3 separate regions of the Homo sapiens genome follow, and regions 2 and 3 are each linked to region 1. A link is a loop called in an ENCODE intact Hi-C map of the cell type or tissue named here. Cell type or tissue: mammary epithelial cell. All regions are shown on one strand.

Region 1 (8,000 bases):
ATTATATTCTTTTCCCCCAAATATATATCTGATTTCCTTTACAAAGAGCAAAAAATATTTTTCCCACCAAGCTACAAGAAAACACATGTTATCTTTCCCAATAGGGCATCATCTATTATTGGTCTTTTGGAAAGCTAAAAAAAATGCTTCAAACAATATTCTAAACCCGTTTATTGTGTTTTGTCAGATGAAAAAAACTGATTTTGATTTATTATTTCATGTAGATATTATATAGACATTTGTGTTCGACATTTCCTGAGAAATATTTCCGTTTCTGAGGTCTTTTAAAAACGCACTTTTAGAAAACTTTATAATTTTTTTCTGTGCATGTATGTGTGGTGGCAGATGAGGAATTCTTTTAAGATCCTTCATGTTTAAGATGTTTAGTAACTAAAAATAATTTACTGGGAAATTATGAACTTTATAAAAGACCAACATTTGCTGAGAGTCAATTGCTTCCAATAGCCTTTTATTAAAGCCATTTTTCTATTCTTTCTTCTTATAATTACAGAATGTTTTAAATATGAGTAATTATACCTTGACGTATCTCGTGATTTAAAATGGACTTTTGAGAATGACGGCAAAGTGGTTTCTGCATTTCGTAATTCAATACAATCAAAAACAGTTAAAAAATATGTATACAACTGGATGTGTTATTCTTTCAAAAATCAGTCGTAAATATAGACCTTTTTTTGGGCGGGGAGAAGGGGTGGGTGAAATTTCAGATTGGAACGAAGTTACAACCCACATCAGGAAAATCGGCCCTTTAATGAGAGAAATGAAAAAGTCTTAATCACCAAAACCCCTCCAAAAATGACACTTTGAATTACATCAGAACTCTACATGGCAATGCAAAACGAGAGCCTTTCATCTGAAAAGTGAAATACTTAATGATTTCAATCAGTTCGTACCTCCCCTAATTTGAGATCTGCATAACGTATTCAGTGCCTGGATTTCTTTCATATCTCTAAAATATTTATAAAAACAATTCATTCTCTTGTTTTCTACCTACCTCCCCCCCTTTCAAGATGAAGGTAATTTGTTTTCTCTGGTAGAAGTTGCAGAGGGCAGCGGGGGATTGGGGAAGAGCAGTGTAGTTATAGAAAGCACCAAATGGCATTTCCAAGCTATCTGAGAATATTAACGTTTGAGTGTGTCAGATCTGCCCAGGGGCAGGAGGCTTAAGATCATTTTTCTCCGCTGAGGTTTAATGATTGAATGCATTTTGTCTGAAGGAAAAAAAAAGGAGGAAATAAATTTTTTGAAAAAGGTTTATATTTACAGAGAGTGCCTAACGAACTAGTTAACATTCTTACTATCAGGAAAGCCTAAACCATTCATAAATAAACCATTTTAAACCACCTTTACCCACATGCAGCACTCTTTCTTTCAGCTCCCTTTAGCAATTTGAAGTACAGGAGATTAAAGTCCTTTGGAAATTTCCAAGGTCAGACCTCAACTAAAATAGGATTAAGGGGGTAAGGGCGGGGGGGAGACAAAAATGAAGAGAAAGGTCTTATTCCCTTTTCCCCCTTCTCCTAACTATCTGAAATAAATCGGAAGTTATTTCTCGAAATCCTCCTTTCCCCTGGCCAGTGGCAGCTCTTCAAAAGCTTCTGAGACTGTTTAAAATTTTTCCTATCCCTTCCTCCCCCCATTGTAAGAAAAACAAGTAGAGTGAGGAAGGGAAGTTAAAAGGTTGACGTTAGGGTCCCTTCTAGGCAATACTCCAGGGAGCACTGTGACATTAAGAACTTTTGCTGAAAGCAGCTGCTAGTTTGATCATTACTGAAAGAAGAAAAATTCTGCAACATTGCAACCATTTTCTCTTTAGATGTTCCAAACCAGTATTCCAACAAAGGAAATGAAAAAGGGAAACCCACTCTTTCTCCCCTTTTCTTTCTGTGTTCCATATGTAATGTTTAATTTCGGCACCAAGGACATACAGCTTTGAATTAGAAAACACACAAAGATAAAACAGCTCTCCTGCCCACAACTCTGTAAATGTTTCTCTTTCTTTCTTCTTCCCTTCCTTCTCTCCTTCCCTCCCTTCTTTCCTTCCTTTTCTCTTTATCATCCCCCCATAAATGTTTTCCTCTTTCTTTTCCATTTTGCCTTCCTTCAACTTCTCTCTCCCTTGCTTTCTTCCCCCATCTGTCTTTCCTTCTCATTTCTAATTCCTCCCTACACATAAACAACGACAGAAACCACAACATCTTTCAGTCTACCTTGGTTGCATTTGTTCTTGCTCTTAATTTGATCCATTCTTTTACAGTCTTCCTGGACGTTGCTTGCCTTTTTGTTCATCAGATTTCAGCAAGGAGAGCTGTCTCGGTACATTTTGATAGATCTTAACAGTAATTATGTAGGGACTTCAAAGCAAAACTACTTATGTGCGCTCTCTTTTTCTCTATCTTTCTGCATGCGAGCGTGCAAACACACACGCTATCTCAATCCTAACCCCACTAAATCCATACAACAAAAAAATCCTTTTTAAACAGGGCAGAAAATTATGTGGAAATTAGCAGCTGGTATTTCGAATGTATGGTGATTGCAGAAACCTCCCCAAATTTCTGGGGGAAATAATGAAAGGACCCTATAAAGAAATAGTGCTTCTTATTTGACTAGTCTTCATTTAAAATGTTTTCAGTCATGCTTTGAAATTTCAACATTTTAGACTAGGGATCATGAATAACCTGCAATGATAAAAAAAAAAAAAAAAAAAGAGGCTGAGAGATAAATTAAATAGGATCTGCCAACATTGGGTCTGGTGCTGACATACGATTATTCCTAAATTGAATGATTTGGTCCTAGCAAATTTGTGCCTTTGAATAGGCCATTTTATGGCAAAGTACAAATATTTTAAAGAAGAGTTTTACGTATTAAATATTAAAAAACTAGACACAATTCTAGTTTTGTGTCTGCCTTTAAATAATCAGAGTTGGGCCATCAGGTTTCAAGGAAAAAACATTCATTCAATGAAATAATGAATAGCAAAGCTGGATGTTTCATTGACGAAATGTTTTCCAGGGATTTTGACTTTATTATAAATGAGGTTTTATCTCAGGAACTAAAAATACTAGAAAGGAAGGAAATCAACGAAGGGGCTGAAAATACTAGGAAATATTAACCAAGTCCTCCCCTTGAAGAAAGATCTGGAATTTGTAGATGCCTCTGAAAGTCTGAGCAAAGTACAAACAAAAGAAACTATTAGAATCCCAAAGACTTGTTCAGTGTAGAAAGCTTATACACATCCGACTAGTGAATGTGTCTTCTTCAGGGTGGGTGCTTTTGAGGATAACAGATCAAAACATGCACGTGTATATATGCAATGTGTATTACTTTTCATATATTTGTCAAAATTTACGTAGATGGCCATCTAGGAAAACTCCTACATGGTGCAGTTGGAAAGAGAGTATTTGATTTTTGCATGTTATCGACATACTTCCTGAGAATATTACAAATAAAAACATGTCATCCGTTCTTCTAAAGAAAGACATCTTTCTTCTCTCTATTGATTTTGGCAAATTTACTGTCTAATTTGAAACCTGAAGTAATAGAGGCAAAATAAACCCTAAAGAAGGACATCTAACTATGGGATTTTCCATTTTCTCTCTAAGAGATGGCACAGTTATTTAAAAAGGAGAACTCCCAGTGTTTCCTCTGGTTTTAAAGGACAACAAAAAATGTAATAGCCTGGAAAAAAGAAATGAGTCCATTTGATCTTAAGTAGAAATGCTTATTTTCATGGGAAACGCCTATCAACCTGATCTTGAAATATACCTGAATGAGCTGAATTCTTGCTCCTTTGGCAGCGCACTCATTCATTTCAGTTTCTTCTATTTTATTTTATTTTATTTTTTGCCTTTGTTCTGTTATGGTCTCGTAAGCTCTCAGAGGATCATAAATCTTTTTGCAAACTGTGATATGCTGATTTGGAGATCCAGATTAAAAGTGTGCAAAATTGGAGTTTCAAAGAGTTGCTATTATTATTATCTATTAACATAACACTGTAATAGTAATAACAAAAACATCAATAATAAAAGCAATTATAAAAGAGTCAGTCTTTCCCAGATTTTTCATTTTGCCTTTAAATAAAAAAAAAAGTGAAAAGAAGGCTTTGTTTCTAAATGCCTATTCCCAATAATGGAATAATGAGATATTAATATAGTAAAAAATTCATGCATTCCTATGCCTGAAGCTATACCATTAGATTCTTTTGGCAGCCTTGAAATGGGGTGGTGTGGGCATTTAGTGGTGTGGGCTAAGCAGGAAGATGTCTTATAAAAATAGTCAGCAGATGGCACTCCAGCCTCTGCTTACTAGTTTTGGACCTGATTTGGTTGCTGTGCTGTTCTTGGACGTTCAGACTAGGTTAGGGACAGGCACTTTGGGCCTGCTTTTGGATAGTTGAAGATACTGTCAAGAAATATAGAGAAGGAAGAAGGTAATCAAGTCAAGGAGCTGTATTTGGTGGTTGCTGGGCTGGCCGGCTCTTAAGAACCTTTTGCTAAAGCTAGAAAGGAACCATTTATCTTGGTATGGGTGTATTTTGCCCTGCCACACTGGGCGGGAAAAAAACTATTACGTCCTCAGATTATTCAGATTCTTTCAGGGATTCAGGAAAGAAATGAATTCTTTGGTTAGTGGTATAATTACAACACCTTCACATGCCCCGTGGTAATGGAAGACATTAAAAAAGTTTTCCTCAAACCTTTTCCCAAAAATTTCTGCTGAATATAAATCATCACAATAGGAATGCCGGTGGTAGTGGGAGAAAAGGGAGATGATCATGTGTGGTTGTGTGTTTGTGCAGTTGTGTGCATGTGCAGGGCATTGTTAGACATGACATTGTTAGAAATGGGAAGGCAATTGACAGAAGAATATGATGTTGAATGATGAGGATAATGGTTGAAAGCAAAAGTGACATATATTATGAAGGTAGAGTCAAATTATCTGAACTAAAACTGGGGATGCATGAACCAAAATTTTTTCTTGACCACTTCTCAGTGTGAGAGGCAAGGATGGGAATTAGTTCAGAGGCCAAAAGACTTTAAGTTCTGGGACAATGGATGATTATAGAAACACTGCTACAAAGCATCTAAAGTGGGAAGAGTCCTCAAAATCGGGGGGTGTGGGGTGATGGTATTTGGCCACCAAAGTTTGGGGAGAAAAGGGAAAAAGAAGTTTTCATTTTCACAGAGGATTCGAGGTCTTCAAAACACAGCTTCCAAGTGCAGTGAAAACCTCAATGTACTGGAACCTGGCCAATCAGAGCCAAAAAGGCAAATAACCAGGAAACAAGTGGCTATCAGGAATGTATTAACAACAGAAATAACAAAACTTTTTATGATACATCCTGGAGTCTAAGTGAACCAGTTCTTTATCTCTTTTGCATTTTCTGCAGCTCTAATTTTATATAAGACAGAAAAATCTATTTTTGTTTATTCAACATACTATTTTAGAATTACAAAATCTTAGTTAGAAAAGCTGGCGGTAGAATCCAAGCCCTTACTCAAGAAATGAATTCATCCCAGTACAGAAATAATAATTGTGGATCATAGGTCCTTTGTTGGAACCAGAAACTGTGCTTGGTGTTCTACATTTGTCATCTCATTTCATCTTCATCAAAATTCATGAGAGAGGTCTGTTCTCCCACTTTATAGGTGAGGAAACAGTCTCAGAGAGGTTAGGTCATTTGCCCAAGATCACATAGCCTGAAAGATAAAGCTAGAGTTTAAACACCTGGCAGAGTGAGCCTCAAACTAGGACATTTAAGCATGGTTTTCAAGTATACATTCTGAGGCAAGAAAGGGCTCTCTGTTAATGAAGAAAATCCATTGAACCAAAAGTCCCCTTGACCTTTCCTGGAGCAATGTCCCAGGGGAGAGAGATATTTGAGGTATTGAGAAATGGGAAGTGAAAACTTACTGTCCTAAGGAGATGCCATTTGGGTGGAGGCTGAGAGAAGCCAACAATTCTTTTTCTTTTAAGACAGTCTCACTTTGTCACCCAGGCTGGAGTGCAGTGGCGTGATCTCAGGTCATTGCAACCTCTGCCTCCTAGGTTCAAGCAATTCTTCTGCCTCAGCCTCCCCAGTAGCTGGAATTACAGTCATGCACCACCATGCCTGGCTAATTTTTATATTTTTAGTAGAGACAGGGCTTCACCATGTTGGCCAGGCTGGTCTCGAACACCTGACCTTAAGCGATCCGCCTGCCTTGGCCTCCCAAAGTGCTGGGATTACAGGTGTGAGCCACCGTATCAGGCCCAACAATTCTTGTATGGCAGTGAACTTTGCACCACAAGTCTCATAGAACAGAAGGATATCCAAGCCTGCTTAGGCCAGGCATGGTGGTTCATGCCTGTAATCCCAGCACTTTGGGAAATTCAGGCAGGAGAATTGCTTAAGGCCAGGAGTTTGGGACCAACCTGAGCAACACAGTGAGACATCATTGCTACCAAAAAAAAAAAAAAAAAAAAAAAAAAAAAAAATTAGCTGAACAAGGTAGTGTATGCCTGTAGTTCTAGTTACACAAGAGGCTGAGGCAGGAGGATTGACTGACCCCACAATGTTGAGGCTGCAGTGAACTGTTATTGTACCACCACACTCCAGCCTGGGTGACAGAGTGAGACCCCGTCTCTTAAAAAAAAAAAAAAAAAAAAAAAAAGTCCTGCTTACCTGATGAAGTGCCATATGGGATACAATAAGCCAAGGGTAAAATGGAGTTTTCTCAGGCTCAAAATTTGGAGGGAAAAGACTCTTCCAATTTTTCTGGCTCTCTTTCACTTTCCCCCACCATCTCAGTCCTAGTTCTTTGGAAACTGCCACACAGGATTACAATTGGAGGCCTAAGCCAGGGTCAGAGGGCCCTCCTGTCCAAGAATTTCTGCCTTCTTATTTGTTTTTCTTTTGCCTTCTGTCCTCACCCCAACCTTCTCTGTGACTTTGAAGGTTCCTTCCAAGTCTCTTGTCTTGGAAGCCACATTGGTTGGTTAAAGCTCTGAGGCAAAGTTAGCTTGCTTGGAGAACTACGAGCAGACCTGTTTGGCTGGAATTACTTTGTAGGAACAAGTTGATTTCCTTGTTGGAACAATACTTGGAGAGATTGATTCTTCTGTGCACCCTGGGGTTGGGAGTAAGGATTGGACTATGACTGCCTTCATTATAATGTTCAGTACCCTGCAACCCAACCATTCTAAGGAGGAAAATTCAACTTCTTCCTACCTGGACACTTCCTCCTCTACCCTGCTCCCATTTATATATTCACCCTGTTCATGCAACAACTACTCACTGAGGGCTTATTATGTGCCAGACTCTAAGACTCAGCATGTAAAGGATTCAGATCTGGTAGGGGTGATGAAGCAGTGAGTGGGCATTTATAATAGTGCCATCAGTGCTGAGGGACAGGGGTAGGCTGTAATTGCACCAAAAAGGTACTGAATTCAATTCTTCTAGAGGAAGGTGGAGAGAGGGAGCAAAGGAGGCTTCTTGGAGGATGTGACATTTAAGCTGAGACCTGACACTGAGTAGATTTAACCAGGTGAAAGGAATGGGGGGAAAAAAGGATCTTTCAGGTAGAGAGAGGAACACATGCGCAGGCATTGGTGGTAAGGTGGGGAAGCCAAGATGCCGTGCTAAGTCCAACTGTTCATTATCTAGATGGCAATGGAGAGCTATGGAAGGGTTTAGGGTGAGGGTTTGACTCAACCAACTCCAGCTATGGCTCAGTAGATTTGGAGAATTGTGTTTTCATAAGGAACATCATCTTTCCAAAATACCAGTGCCACCTCCATCCATAGCTAATGCTGTCCCAGGCTCTGGGATGCAGAGACTCAAGAGAAAAAAGGTTGCATAGTCTCTTATTCATAGCTGACTTGTAATGATTAAACCAAAGCAAAGCACAAGGGCCAGAATGCCCATCCCAGTAGCTGCAAAAATCAGGAAGAAATAAAACAAACCCAATGAAACAGTATCTTATAGGTTATTCTTGGTTCTG
Region 2 (8,000 bases), 1.1 Mb after region 1:
TTTATTTTTTATTTTTTTTGAGACAGAGTCTCTGTCGCCCAGGCTGGAGTGCAGTGGCACGATCTCGGCTCACTGCAAACTCCACGTCCCAGGTTCAAGCCATTCTCCTGCCTCAGCCTCCCGTGTAGCTGGGACTACAGGCGCCAGCCATCATGCCTGGCTAATTTTTTTTGTATTTTTAGTAGAGACGGGGTTTCATCGTGTTAGCCAGGATGTTCTCAATCTCCTGACCTCATGATCTGCCCACCTCAGCCTCCCAAAGTGCTGGGATTACAGGTGTGAGCCATCGCGCCTGGCCGACAAAAGTTGTCTTACTCATCAATGCAGCCTCGACACTTAGCATGAGATCTTGCACATGGTGCATTCCCCCTGCATTTATTTTATTATCATTTTTTGAGACAGAATTTTTGCTCTGTTGCCCAGTCTGGAGTGCAATGGCACAATCCTGGCTCACTACAACCTCCGCTTCCTGGGTTCAAGCGATTCTCCTGCTTCAACTTCCCGAGTAGCTGGGATTAAAGGCGCCCACCGCCATGCCTGGCTAAGTTTTTGTATTTTTAGTAGAGACGAGGTTTCACCATGTTGGCCAGGCTGGTCTAGAACCCCTGACCTCAAGTGATCCACCTGCCTCAGCCTCCCAAAGTGTTAGGATTACAGGTGTGAGCCAACATGCCCGGCCTGGTGCATTCTCAGTAATGGCCCTCAGTGTTCACCCTCTGGCAGCTTCTGGGTACACTAATGAAAACAACAGATTCCTTGTCAGCCCAAGCCGAATAATTAGGAAAACTAAACATCATCAAATCAACCCCAAAGACAAGAAACGAGAAATTCATTTGAACTTTTTGAAAATTTAGGGATTCTCTGCAGTGCTTTTTTTTCCCCAGGAGTTCAAGAATATTGTCATGAATGAACTTGAAAGACCCGGAAGTTCTGTCTCTTATAGCTGGGCACTTGGAGTGAAAGCCCCTACATTGAATACCCTTCTCGTGGTGCTGCAAGAGCCATCACTCTTGGGAACTTTAGCCCTTTTATTTTATAACATATTTTTTGTCTCTGTGATGTAGAACTGCATAGGATATATGTGGTTTAGCCAATACTTACAAAGTGAACATCAGTATTCACAGCATGCGAAACAGCAGCCCCCCAAACTCCCCAGGTATGCCTTCCTCTTCCCCACAAGTAGCCACTACCCTGAATTTGGGGACAATCATTTCCTTGCTTTTCTTTATAATTTTACCCCCTACATAAGGATCCTTAAGCAATAGAATTTAATTTGGCCTCTTTTGCTTTTGAACTTTATATAAATGCAACAGTGCTTGATGTGTTTTGGGGGTCTGGCTTCTTCCCCTCAACATTCCACCTGTGAGATTTCTCCATGTTGTTCGGGGTAGCTGTGCCATCCATTTTCATTGCTGAGTATATTTCATTGTATGGAGATGCCACTGTTTTCTCCATTCTACTGCTGATGGATGCTGGGGCTGTTTCTAGTTTGGAGCTACCATGCAAATAACGTGTGAGCAACGGTCTTGGCTCCATCTCCGTCTTTTGGAACACATGCACCTGAGTTTCTCTAGGGAATAAATCTGGGAGTGGAGGTGCTGGGTCCTAGAATCTGCATATATTGAACTTTACTACATAATGAGACACCAACCTCCATAGTGGTCACAGTACCTTTACTCTTGGTCTCCTGGGTAAGAATTGGAGACACTGGGAGTTTTCTTCTACAGCCTATCTCAATCTCCCCACAAAGGTACATTATAAATTTAAAAAGGAGGAAGAGAAATATTTCTAGTCCATAATCTCGAGTTGCCCGAGGGCTTTTTCTTTGACCTGCAGAGGCAAGTGGTTGCAGAGATGGAAGCAGGAATGAGGCGGTCCTCTCTTTGATGCCTATCTGAGTTTGGAGGGGGTGGGAGTGACATTTGGGCTTCTCTAGTGAGTCAACCAGGAAGAATCTTCCCAGCTGAGATCCATTTGCCCCACCCCAGGTAGCATAAGAAGGGGAGAGAAGCCGCTCTTCTGGGCAGTGTTCAGGGCAGAGCCTGATGGTGGCCTTTTGGCTCACATTTGTTTCAACAATAAAGACCTCATCGAGTATCTGAATTGTATTTTGTTCTTTTCCTCAAATGGAATACTTGTATGGTGCTTTCAAGTTGTGAAGATGATGCTGTATGTGTACACACACACACACACATTTATATATAACTGGTGAAATTTGTATGCATGTTAGATAATAGAAATAAAATAACTGTGCTGTGATTATGTAAGAGGAGAATGTTCTTGCTCTTAGAAGATGCACGCTGAAGAACTAAGGGATAGAACTTCTTGATGTTTTCAACTTGCTTTCAAAATGGTTCCACAAAAATAACAATCATAACATGTATGTAGATATAGGTGTAGGTAGATAGGTAGATACAAGTATATGCGTAGGTATATAAATAGATATGGGTATGGGCATAGGTATATAGACATAGGTACAGGTATATAGATAGATATAGGTATAGGTGTAGGTACATAGGTAGTTATACGTATAGGTATAGGTATACACATAGATATAGATACAGTTGTAGGTATATAGATAGATATAGCTATAGGTATATAGGTATATATAAGTATAGGTGTAGGTATACAGGTAAATATAGGCATAGGTATGTAGGTAGATATAGGTATAGGCATAGGTATACAGGTAGATATAGATATAGTTGTAGGTATATAGATAGATATAGATATAGTTGTAGGTATATAGATAGATATAGCTATAGGTATATAGGTAGATATAAGTATAGGTGTAGGTATACAGGTAGATATAGGTATAGGCATAGGTATGTAGGTAGATAGAGCTATAGGCATACATATATAGATAGATATAGATCTAGGTATGTAGTTAGATATAGGTACAGGCATAGGTATGTAGGTAGATATAGGGACTGGCACATGTATGTAGGTAAATATAGGTACAAGAGTAGGTATGTAGGTAGATATAGGTACAGGCATAGGTATATAGGTAGATATATGTATTGGCATAGGCATATTGGTAGATACAGATAGGTAGACATGGGCATAGCTGTAGGTATATAGAGAGATAGGTATAGGTGTAGGTATATAGAGAGATAGGTATAGGTGTAGGTATATAGAGAGATATAGGTATAGGTGTAGGTATAGATAAAGCGAATGTGGCACAATGTTGGCAATGCTGAATCTGACTGAAGGGAGTATAGGACTTCATTGTACTATACTTGCAACTTCTCTCTTTTTATTTTTCTTTTAAAATATAAAGCTAAAAGTTACCTCCAAATCCCACTGCCCAAAGGTAACCACTGTTTATATCGGATGGATCTCCCACATAACTCTGAGAATGTACACGCACATGTGGTGCACACACACAGACATACACACAGACGCAATTTTGTTTTTTTTCTTTTAATTTTTATTTTAGGTCTGGGGTTATATGTAAAGGTTTGTTACATAGATAAACACATGTCACAGGGGTTTGTTGTACATATTATTACATCACCCAGGTATTAAGCTCAGTACCCAATAGTTGTCTTTTCTGCTCCTCTCCCTCCTCTGACCCTCCCCCCTCAAGTAGGCACCAGTGTCTGCTGTTCCTCTCTGTGTTCATATGTTATCATTTAGCTTCCACTTATGCATAAGAACATGCAGTATTTGGTTTTATATTCCTGTGCTAGTTTGCTAAGGATGATGGCCTCCAGCTCTATCCATGTTCCCACAAAAGACATGATCTCGTTTTTTTATGACTGCATAATATTCCACGGTGCATAGGTACCATATATTTTTTTATCCAGCCTGTCATTGATGGGCATTTAGGTTGATTCCGTGTCTTTGCTATTGTGAACAGTGCTGCAGTGAACATGCACATGCATGTGTCTTTATGGTAGAATGAGGCAATTTTGCATACATGGGGTTGTACTACACTTGCTGGCTTGCACACTTGGTTTTTATTCAAGAATATATTGTTGTTGTCTCTTCATGTCAAAGTTTATTCACATTAGGTCAAGGTTGCTCAGCATTTGTTAATACAAGAACCCTTAAACTTATTTAACCAGTTCTGTTTGGTTGGTTTTGCCCTATTGTTGAACTTTCTATTTTTCCAATTTTTCTGCTATTATAAACAACACTGCAGTGAACATCCTTCCACACAGATCTCTGCTTGCATGTCCCAATAAGTTTTTTGGTATAATCAAGTACTTTTTAAAAAAAGTTTAAAAATTTTTAGTGAAAAACTTCATTGTGTGCTTAATCGGTTTTTTTTTTTGTTTTTTTTTTGGACAGAGTCTTGTTCTGTCACCCAGGCTGGAGTGCAGTGGCATGATCTCAGCTCCCTGCAACCTCTACCTCCCAGGTTCAAGTGATTCTCCTGCCTCAGCCTCCCGAGTAGCTGGGATTACAGGCATGCATCACCATGCCCAGCTAATATTTGTATTTTCAGTTGAGATGAAGTTTCATCATGTTAGCCAGGCTGGTCTCCAACTCCTGACCTCAAGTGATCCTCCCGCCTTGGCCTACCACAGTGCTGGGATTACAGGCCTGAGCCAATGTGCCTGGCCTTCATTTTAAATGACTATTTATTGTGTTTTGATCCTTACTGTTTGCCCACAGTGCTTTACTTTACATGTTCTCATTTAATTTTTATAACGTCACCACGGTGTGGTTACTGACATTATACATATTTTAAAGATGAGGAGACAAAGGCTTAGAAAGGTTAATGACTTATTCAAAGTCATGCAGCCAGCTTTATCTAATTCCAGAAGTCTGGGGCTCTTAAACGATTGGCTTTGCTTAAAGTAAGAGGCGCCTGCAATTTCCTTCTATGATCAAACCACACAAAAGCCAGGCTGATTAGACTTTTGAGGTCCCCCAAAGGTCATGACCAGAATTGAGGTGGGCGTAGTGAGGCCCTGCAGATTCTGCTGGAGCTCTGCTGCCCCCTGGTGACAATGCTCTTTCATTGCTTAGATGGTTAGTCCCTTGGCAGCGGCCAGTTGTAGTTAAACTCACACTCTTTAGGTAACAATAAGACTAGCAATGGAATGGTCATTATCTAAATATTTACTGAGACTCTTCACCGAGCGTTACATACACTATCAATCCAAGCCTTGCAACGCAAGAGTTATCCCCATGTCAGAGAGAAGAAACCAGGGCTCAGAGAAGTTAACCCCTCCAAGGTCAAGCGGCTTACTAGTTGCAAAGCTAGAGTTCCATTCCAATTCTCGCTGGTCCTTAAGTGTACACCCTTTCTACTGCCCCATACGTCTTCCTGATCTGGCACAAAGCAACATCCCGGAAATCCTTCAGTAAACTTAATCTGAGCCAAAGACAGTTTGGTACAGAGATCTCAAGTATGGATTCCAGGGTCTGATAGTCCTAATCTTAATCCTGCCTCTGCCACTTTCTTGCTGTATGACCTTGAGGAAGTCACTTGACCTCTCAGAGGGCCATGTGAAAACAGGGATGCGATAAGTAATGCAAGAAAAGGGCTCAGCCCAGGCGCTGGCATTGAAGAGGCAGCCAGTGAACTAAAGCTTCATATCAAGGGAATAACATGAGGCCAGGACTGAGAAATAGCACGAGAATGAGGCCAGTGCACTTAGAAGAGAGGCGGAGAGAGTTTGGGAGAGTCGAGTTGAAACCAGGCTCTGTTACTGACACAATGTGAAGAGGTCCCTTTGCTCTCTGGGACTCTGTTTCCCGTCTGTCAAAGGCATTCTTTCTAAAGCTACTTATTGACATGCAGCCACTGCTCTTGGACTAAGGCAGATGCTGAGCCTCACAATTTTCTCTTTTCTAAAATGAGAACGAAAATATACAACTATTCACAGCATTTTTTTTTTTTGAGACAGAGTCTCATTCTCTCGCCCAGGCTGGAGTGCAGTGGCATGATCTTGGTTCACTGCTACCTCTGCCTCCCAGGTTCAAGCAACCCTCCCACCTCAGCCTTCCAAGTAGCTAGGAATACAGGCACATACCACCACGCGCAGTTTCACCAGGATGGCCAGGCTGGTCTCGAACTCCTGGCCTCAAGTGATCCACCCACCTTGACCTCCTAAAGTGCTGGGGTTACAGGCATAAGCCACTGTGCCCAGCCATATTCACAGTATTCTTATGAGGCATCAAATATGATGGTGCCTGAAAGTGGCTGTTTTGTTAATAAAAGGGGTACATGAGCTCTGGTCTCAGCAGTCAAGGAGAGGAGCTTGGATGTCTTGAGGGAATGAAAAGAGGTAAACTGATGACTAACATTTGTTGAAGGTTTAATATTTAATATTTGCCAAGCACTTTTCTGAGCATTCACAAATATTAACTCATTTAATGGTCACATCAGCTTTATGAGAGAAGCAATTTTACTGGTTGGCTGTTATGGGTGATGGTGGGCCATGTGACCCAGAGTTGGCCAATCACAGATTCCCATGTCCTGGCCTCAGTGATTAGCTCAGGGAGAACCATAAAACCCCAACCTAACCAATAGGATCATTTCTAGGCATTATGTCCCTCAATGCTGGAGGCAAAAGGCTTTTCTTTTTAGCTTTGGGGTGCTGAGGTGATTGATGTCACTCACCTGAAGCTGCCTGGAGCTATGCTGTAGCCAGGAAAACCCAGCTAAATAGCTTTAGAATGAGACCAATGCATTGAGAGGCAAGGCAGAAGAGAGTTAAAGAGGGCTGAGTTGAGACCAGCCAATATTGTTAGAATCTATGTAACCACGTTTTCCTTTCCACATACGTAAATCAGTGAATCTCATTTTTCTCTTAAAGCTAGTTTGAGTTGGGATTCTGTCACATACAACTATTGACTCTCACCAATGCACATATATTAGTCCACTTTCGCACTGCTATAAAGAAATACCCAAGACTGGGTAATTTATGAAGGAAAGAGGTTTAATAGACTCACAGTTCCACCTGGCTGGGGAGGCCTCAGGAATCTTACAATCGTGGTGGAAGGCGAAGGGGAAGCAAGCACCTTCTTCACAAGGTGGCAGGAGAGAGTGAGTGTGAGAAGGAGGAAGTGCCAGACTTTAAAACCATCAGCTCTCGTGAGAACTCACTATCACGAGAACAGCATCGGGGAAACCACCCCCATGATCCAATCGCTTCCCTCCCTCCACACCTGAGGATTACACGTCCCTCCGTAATCCCCACCTCACTGTGGGGATTACAATTGGAGATGAGATTTGGGTGGGGACACAGAGCCAAACCATATCAGCACATACACAAATAATGCTAATAGTTATGGCCACCAACATAGTAATATTAATAATAACGTCCTTCTAGATGATTGGCATTTGACATGGTCTTCAAGACTCAAACATTATCCCCCCTGTGAACCCTTACTGGAGGGACTTCTTCTGGGTGAAGGTAGTCACTTTATAATGAACAGATTTTACACCATTTTCGTCATTGTTGTGTTTTTTATTCTATTGAATTGTAAAGTCAGATGCACCTTGCTTTTACGTCTTCTTGACTTTGCTCATTCTGTTTCTTCCAACTGATTTGTTCTCTTCTTCCCTATCTGTAAGAAATCAGTTTTGCAGTTATAAAGAGGACCAGCTTCTGAATCAAACAGAACTTGGTTCAAATTCTGCCTCTTCTACTTCCTAGCTCTTTGACCTGGGTCAAATCACTTCCCTCTCTGAGCCTCAGTTTTCTCATCCATAAAAATGGGTATTCTAATGGTACATGATACACGGGATTGATGGGATTTGGTTAAATTCTGGAAGTTATCTATAATTGCCAGTGAATTATTTAATATTATTTTATTATGGAAAGCTGTTTCTTGGTGGTGTTTGCGGTTGTGGTCAAAGTTCAATGGAGAGGGGGGTGGATTGGAGGAAATGCCTCTGTTTGAATTTTCCCATCACAAATTTCAATCTAAGTTAATCAGCATGTATATCAGGGGCTTAGCGTAAGCTACCATTTATCCCCAGAGATGAAGGAATTCCCATAAAACCTTAGGCTTCCAAACAAACATCTTCCCACACTCAG
Region 3 (8,000 bases), 120 kb after region 1:
TGAACATCCCATTGTGCAGTGGAGCTCAAAGCCTCAGAGAATTGAAGGCACTTGTGCATGGTTGGACCCCAAGTTATCTGGGGTCTGACACATAGTGTTTGCCCAACAGATGATTGCCTCAGCCTAAGAACTGGCCTCCCTAGGTGGCCCCACCCCAGCCAGGAACTGGGGGAGAAGCCTTCAGACTCCATCATGATAGAGGATGAGATTTTGATGTATATAGGTTTCCTCCCTCCTCTCTCCCTCTCTCATATTCTTTCCTTCCCTCCCCTCCCTCCTCCCCTCCCCCTCCTCTTCCTCTTCCCCTCCCCCCTCCCCCCTCCCCCTTCCCTCCCTCCTCCCCTCCCCCTTTCCCTTCCCTTCCTTCCCCTCCCCTTTCTCCCCTTTCTTGCCTCCCTTTCTCACTTCTTCCCTTTCTCCTTCTTTCTCCCTCCTTTCCTTCTTCCTCCATCTCTTCCTTTCTCTTTCCTTTCCACTCTTCTTTCCATTCTTAAACTCTTAATGAGCACGTGGGACAAGCCAGGCATTGGGCCTAAACACAGGATAATGTAGGACTGTATCTTCCTTCATGTCTCGCCACAGGATGACATACGCAGCAGGCATTTAATATGTTGCCTGTCTTTTGTGCTGTGGAAATGATCATTAAACTGATTAATCCATCAAAACTCTTTCATGTTTCAACTTTCATTTTTTAAAAAACAAGACCAAACCAAGCATTTCCCCTCAGCTAAAATATTTTACACGTGGCCACAGTAGAAAATTGGTCCCTGCAGAAAAGTACTGAGAAGAATATAATAATTATTAATACTACTGCCACTAAATTTAACCACTGTCCACATGATGCTGAATTTCCTTCCAGTCTCTTTCTTCTGCAAGACGTATATTTATTTTGTGTAAGTAAACTCATTCTGAGTGTATATATTTGTGCATTCTGCTTTCATAACAAGTGTATTTTTCTATTAAGCAAGTGCAGTGTCTCCATTAGTCATTTATTTCTTCATTCACTCAATCAGCATATACTTTTGGAGCACCCACTGTGTAATCGTCCTAGATGCTGGGGACACAGAAGTGAATGGCATGAACCCAAATACCTGCCTTCTCAGATCTTACTTTCTAGTTCAGAGAAATAGTACACAAAACAAATGCAAAAAATATATAGGTGTGAGATGGTAATACTAGATGTGATGAAGAAAAATAAAGCAGGAAAGGAGGAAAGAGTTCCTGTGTGTGTGTGTGTGTGTGTGTGTGTGTGTGTGTGTGTGTGTATGTGTTTAAATTGTAAACAGGGTAGCTGGAGAAGGCCTTAATGAGAAACTGGCACCTGGGCCTAGAACTGAAGGAGGTGAGGGAGTCAGCAAAAAGAACATCCAGGCAGAGGGAACCACTGTGCAAAGGCCCCGGGGTGAGTGTGTGCGGGTGCATTTGAGGCACCTCATGGAGGCCACAGTGGCTAGAAGGGAGTGGCCGGGGATGGGGAGAGTGGTAGGAGTTGGTGTGAGAAAGATAGCAGGGAGCAGATTTCTGAGGGCTTGTACGACCCTGTGAGCTAGGGTGAGGACTGTGACTTTCATTAAAAGTACGATGAGAAGCTGTCAGAAAGTTTTGAAAGCATAAGCATCATGTGAATTGATCTGTGATTTTAAAACTGATCTCTAGCTGTTGTGTTTATCATAGGCTGTGATGATTAATATTAGGTGTCAACTTGATTGGATTGAAGGATGCCTAGATAGCTGGTAAAAGTATTGTTTCTGGGTGTGTCTGTAAGGGTGCTGCCAGAGGAAATTGACATTCGAGTCAGTGGAGTTGGCGAGGAATACCCATCCTCAGTGTGGGTGAGCACCATCCAATCGGCTGTGAGTACAGCTGGAACAAAGCAGGCAAAAGAAGGTGGGATGACCTTGCTTGCTAAGTGTTCTGGCTTTCATCTTTCTCCCAAGCTGGATGCTTCCTTCCGCTCTTCCTGCCCTTGGACATCAGACTCCAGGTTCTTCAGCCTTTGGACTCTTGGATTTATATCAGTGATTTGCCAGGGGGCTCTTGGGCCTTGGGCCACAGACTGAAGTCTGCACTGTTGGCTTTTCTATTTTTGAGGCTTTTGGACTCAGACTGAGCTACTACTGGCTTATTTCTTCCCCAGTTTACAGAGAGTCTATCATGGGACTTCGCCTTGTGATGGTGTGGGTTAATTCTCCCTAATAAACTCTGTCTCATATATACATAGATCCTATTAGTTATGTCCTTCTGGAGAACCCTGACTAATACATAGGCTGTAGGAGACATAGATAGAAGCCAGGAGTTCAGATGGAAATAAGCCAGATGAAAGGTGACAATCACCAATTCTTAGTATGACCTTCAGTGTTAATGAAGGCATGATATTCTGCCATGTGGCTGTGTTATAATTTACCTAGTCGTTTTTCTAGAATTGGACGTGTGATTATTTCCAATTTGTATTCCTGTCCCACCCTTACTTATGAACCCACCTGAATAATTTTTTTCAATTCCATTCCCAACTGAAATATCATATTCTCTCTGACCCTATTAGGAAAGATTGTGTGAATTGAACAGTGCTTAGAAACAGGGCAGAGGCCTTTCTTCCTGGTGGTGTGGATAGGCTGTTTCCTGGAGAAATTAGGCTACACTGACAGTCATCTCGTTGTGTCTCCCTTTTGCAGATTTGGGGATCTGTAGGGATGCTGTTGGTGCCTTACCTGATCCCCTGGGATCCTCTTTGGCAACTGAGTCTGCATCACCCAGCTGTTGTGTAGGGTGCTGCTAACTGCTCATACCTCCAACCCTTCTTCAGAGAATTGCTTTGGAGTGACTGGAGCCACTTTGCCTGCAGGAAACTGAGAGTTTTACATTCCCTTCCATGGCAGCCCATAGTCAGTGACTGGCATATGCTGGGGTACAAAAGTCAAGTCTCCTCATCTCAAGGTGTGCAGTGCCATTAACACCCCAGGGCTCCTGGTCAGATCAGGATGAGGCTAGATTTTACCTGAAACCACATCATTGCCTGACTTCTTCCACTTTTCTATCTTGTTTCTTCCATACCAATATAGGTTTCTCTTAAGGGCACTCAATAAATCACTGGCACCTAATCCTTGTCCCAGGCTCTGCTTCTAGGGCATCTGGCCTAACCTAAGACAAGGCTATTTGTCCTATGTATAATCAGTCAACACAGATACAGACACACTACCTATTGTTTTCTTTATTCTATTTACTTGCCTTGATGCCAATGTGCTCTGTTATGTCATTGATTCATGCATTGATTTTCAATTTAAACAGCACCCAAAAGTATAATGATACCCTTCCTAAATGCATAGTGTGTTTTTCAGCATCAGAAAATGTGGGTTTGAGTCCTGGCTTCCCTATTTTGCTAACTCTACACCCTGGGCAGTTCCATGGCCTCTTTGAGCCTCCGTTTTCTCAGCTGTGAAATGGAAGCAATAGTAATGTTATCTCAAGTCAGGCACATGAAAAGCACTTTGCTTCTGAGAACAGTTATGATTCACCATAAATATGGCAGTTAAAGATGATAATTGGGAAGTATTGATCTGAATTTTCATCAGATTTCTGAGATATGGTTTTACATGGATGCTTGGCCCTTTTAATTTCATACATGAAAAATCTCTCTCCAATTCATAAATTTCACCAAAAATTTGGGCTCAGGGCCACCTTTATTCAAGGGTTTCAGGTACAACATTACCACCAGGTGGTAGTGTGGTTATATGTCCTGAGCAAAGCAATTTGTCCCCCATCTTCCAAAACTACTACAAAGGTTTTGTGATATATTCCATTCTATATACTCCTACCCTCTGTAAAAGCACAATAAAGTCATGCAGAATTCTCCAATGCAAGTTGTACACTTGCCAAGATATTTTTAAAAATTCATTTGCAGGCTGACTAAGCAAAACTGTTTGAACAACTGCAACTAGGCTCTCTTGGAGCAAAACCAATAAAAATATCAACCAGGTGGTAAATTATGGAATGTATAGATTGGGAGGAAGTTTCCCTAGATGAGTTTTGAAGAAGGTTTATCATAGGAAGTGGATGAAACCCAGGATGTTGTTTCCATACAAAGGCTGGCATGTGCCACTTGTCATACTTAAAATTCCATTCCATGCAGAATTTGGCCTACAGTAGGTGCTCAACAAATGTTAAAGAATCAATCAGTTCATCAATCAATCAGCCCACACATGCATGAATAAATGATTAAGGACTGTAATGGCAGAATGTATTTTATCTGTAGGATAAGCATTAAGAAACTCATCTGATGTAGACATGTGCTTTAGTTTTTGGGGAGAATGAACTCGATTGAACAAGCAATGTAAATAGGGTTGAGGTGTCAATTATCTGTGAACTTCCTTTTTAAGCTGAGAACTTGAAGAAGGAAACTGTTTGGAAAACTCTGCTGTAGCTGTTAGGAACTTCCTGGGCCCTGAACAAAATCAGTCTTGACTCCACAGTGTGAAAGAAGGGAGGAAATCTTAAAGCTCTGATTTTCTTTCCCCCAAGATACCAATTTCCCTTGGCCAGTCCTCATTCTCCATTCAATGATCTAACCTAGGCAGACTTGCAGCCCTCCTTCTAATTCCCTGTAGCAAATCTGAGACCAGGACAGGATGTCAAATAGCATCTCCCTAAAGGCTCTGGGATGGCACAAGGGAAATAAACTGAGAGGACATTGAGAAGAAATAGATGATTTGTCCCACTAGCTAAGTTACATTCCTCTTTGGCTTGAAGTGTCTTTAGGGTGTCTTTCTGCCTATTTCCTGGCTATTGATGAAGCAGAAGCCAACGTTTTCCAACAAGCTGGAGGTATTCCTGATGACATCTAGGCTGCTTGAAGTTGAGATTCGGGGGAACTGGGCCTAAGGAAAGGAAGGACTTTTCCCTCTTGTGTTTGTGTTAGCTAAAAATGCAAATGACTGCAAATCATGGAAAACCTAATGACAGAGGCTTAAATCACCCACATATCAGAAGTCCTTGTGAGTATGCAGTAGATTGTTGGCATTGGCTCAGTAAGCCAATAGTATTCTTTTGAGAGCTCCTGGGATTCTCTTGGGCTCTCCCTCATGGCCACAAGATGGTTACTTCCTGCATTGCCAGAGGGGAAAGAAGAAAAGGGAAAATGGGAAGGTCCAGGTTAAGGCTGTCTCTTTTTATCAAATTATATATAATGTTTCCAAAATTCTCCCTTGCCGGCTTTCATTTCTGTTTCCTGAACAGGACTAGTCCCATAGCTGCAAGGGAGGCTGACCGTGTTTCGCTTTCTAGCCTCTACAGCGGATGGTAGCCAGGGAGAAGGGAGGAGGAATAACTCTTGGGTCTCTAGTCAGTAGTGTTGGCCCAGTTTCTACAGCCTGCTTTCCAAGTTCCTATTTCTTACCTGGGTACCTGCATCTTACCTGATAATTCACATCTTGAATGCCCACATATATGAGAAGACGCCACTCACTTTCTGCCACAAGAAGCACCATAACAATCAGACCCAGATCTGTCCATGCGAGAGATACCCAAAGACAACAGCTAACATCTGCTGAAGACTTACTTGCCAGGCACTGTGCTAGGTATATCACATTGAACTTTTTAAAACCCTAAAAATAACTTTGAAATCACTCCATTTTACAGACGAAGAAACCAAGGCCCAGTTTTGTCGAGGGACTTGTCTGACTAAAAAGAGACATATTTTGGATTTGAACTAAGGCAGTGTCATGGTCTTAGCCATGATCTTAGCTGCTATAGGCATGTACTCAGCTGAGTTCATTCAAGGCTGGCTTCTCTGCTATCGCAGCAACCAGTGACCATTTTCCTTCTTAGTCACAGACATGCCTGGGGTCCCTGCACCCACCCTGCTTTCAGGATCTGTTGATGCTATTCTTCTAGGCCGGCAGTAAAATGACATTTATGAGGATTTTTCCCTTTGAAGTGGGAGTGTTTGCGCATTTCACTTTAAAGCAAGGGAAAAAACAAGAGCTCAAGCAGATAAATAACTGCAGCCTTGGAGAAAGAGCGTGACGCCTACGGATGCAGTCTCTACTCATGTCAGGTCATCTTAGACGGAAAGATCTTTATTCGTCTCTCTCAGCTGACACTTTTTATGAACTGCTTGCCCCCACTTCCATCTCCTGTACTTATAAACAAACTGCCGACTTTTGATTCTTTTTTAGTTCTTCTCCTCTGTAAATGTTTCTTTCTTTTGCCCTGTATGTTTCTTTGGGGTGAAGGGACATGTTTCCCATTTCTCAGGTTACAGTATTTGCCCCGAAGATTTGGAGTGAGATAGAATTTTGGAATATTGGTGTTGCCACTTACTAGTTGTTTGACATTGCGGCGGGGGGCCGGGGAGGGGAGGGTGGAAACTTCTCTGAATCTCAGTTTCCTCCTCTATAAATTGGGCATGATAATATCTGCCTTCAGGATTGTTGGGGGAGTCACTCTAGAATGGTAAATTTCCTGAGGAAAGGAATATGCTATTTCTACCTTTTCTAGACTAACTGCAGAATCTCATTGGCCCTCCCTCAAATTTTGATATGTTCACTTATGTGTTATACATTACAATATGCTATCGTATCCTAGTCATCCATTCTCCATCCAGCACTCATTCATCCATCCATCCATCATCCATCCATCCATTATCCATCCACCTGTCCATCCATCCATCCATCCATCCATATCTATGCATCTATAGGTGATGTGTCTTTAGAATATACCACTAACTTCTTCCACTGCTATCACCTGGGAAACTCATGCCATTTCCCCCCTGGATTATTCCGGCAGCCTCCTAACTAGCCTTTCTGCCCTCACCTGTGTTGCCCTAAAGTTCTATTTTCAACACAGAGGCCAGATTTATTTTGTTAAAATATAAAATTGTGTCACTTTTTGCTCCAAATCCCCCAATGATTCCCATCTCACTCACTGTAAAAGCCTAGTTTTTATTATGGCCTGCCATCATCTCTGACCCCATCTCATACTTCTGTCTCTCTCTGTTCCAGCCACATGGGCACCCTTGTTGCCCCTTGAATCCTCCAGGCATGGTCCTGCCTTGGGGACTTTGCACCTGCTGTTCTTTCTGTCTGGAATGCTCTTTCATCAGATATTCTTGTAGAGTCCTTACTCCCTCAGGGCTTTGCACAAATATCCTCTTCTCAGTGAGATCTTCTCTGATGGTCCCATTTGATATTCCCACCCCTTTTCTACCCCCACAACTCATAAGCCTCTTCTTTTTCCTCTGTGTTTCCTCTTTAGCATTTATTACCATTTAACATACTACATACTGTATTTATTGTCTCTCTCTTCCACCATGATATAAACTTTGTGATGGCAGAGACATTTGTCTGGTTCTTTGCTACATTCCTTTACTTACATTCCTATTACCTAGAAAATGCTTGGCATAAAGTAGGTCCTCAGAAAATGTGTTGAATAAGTGTGTGTGTGTGTGTGTGTGTGTGTGTGTGTGAAACACCCACCATCATGTAATATTGGAAGAAAGAACCTTACCCAAAAGAAGGTTTATAACATATATAAAAAGTCTTTACAGTATGTGTCCACTTAGAGACAGCAATATTACTTTCCCAAATGTTTTCTAAGAAAATCTTCATGGATGTGTCTAAGAGCCAATTTAGCTCTAAAGATGTTCATTCATGCATTATTTATGATTAAAAAATGAAAACAACTAAAATGTCTGAATAGGGGAATAATTAAATTAAAGGGTTCTATATGCAGGCATTTGTGAAATGCTGTAGTGCTAATTGACATAGAGTGTCCATGTCAGGTTAGAAAGCACATGAATGCATGAAAAGATACTGCTGTAGTTTGAATGTCTTCTCCAAAACTCATGCTGAAGTGTAATTGCCAAGGTAATGGTTTGGGAGGTAGGGACTTTAAGAGACGATTAGGTCATAAGGACTCCACCCGAATGAGTTAATACTGTTATCAATGGAGTGCGTTAGTTATCGAGTGAGTGGGCTCCTGGCAAAATAATAATCTGGTCCCCATTT

The links. Peaks named below come from ENCODE experiments on the same cell type or tissue, not always from the same donor. Only the 100,000 strongest peaks of a DNase experiment are listed, where the experiment ranks them.
Region 2: a loop joins it to region 1, with 13 times the contacts of the local background. A loop is called at or near these places in 7 of 110 quality-filtered maps.
Region 3: a loop joins it to region 1, with 9 times the contacts of the local background. A loop is called at or near these places in 19 of 110 quality-filtered maps.

The regions. Positions count from the first base shown.
Region 1 is chr12:115,749,619-115,757,618 of GRCh38, reverse strand. All of the region lies in intron 1 of LOC105370003 (a long non-coding RNA gene), which reads left to right. Among named protein-coding and RNA genes, the nearest start is that of LINC02463, 130 kb to the left of the region's middle. In mammary epithelial cell, a CTCF peak has its summit at 4,288 (motif pointing right); a DNase peak (open chromatin) is centred at 4,328; H3K4me3 peaks cover 2,811 bases; H3K27ac peaks cover 3,865 bases.
Region 2 is chr12:114,622,331-114,630,330 of GRCh38, reverse strand. LOC124903026 (a long non-coding RNA gene) reads right to left here. Exons shown (of 2, transcript XR_007063470.1): 2 at 7,407-7,527. Among named protein-coding and RNA genes, the nearest start is that of TBX3-AS1, 56 kb to the left of the region's middle. In mammary epithelial cell, a CTCF peak has its summit at 4,948 (motif pointing left); no DNase peak of the experiment used is centred here.
Region 3 is chr12:115,628,276-115,636,275 of GRCh38, reverse strand. The region is part of intron 1 of LOC105370003 (a long non-coding RNA gene); the gene reads left to right. The region is part of intron 2 of LOC105370002 (a long non-coding RNA gene); the gene reads left to right. Among named protein-coding and RNA genes, the nearest start is that of LINC02463, 250 kb to the left of the region's middle. In mammary epithelial cell, a CTCF peak has its summit at 3,704 (motif pointing right); no DNase peak of the experiment used is centred here.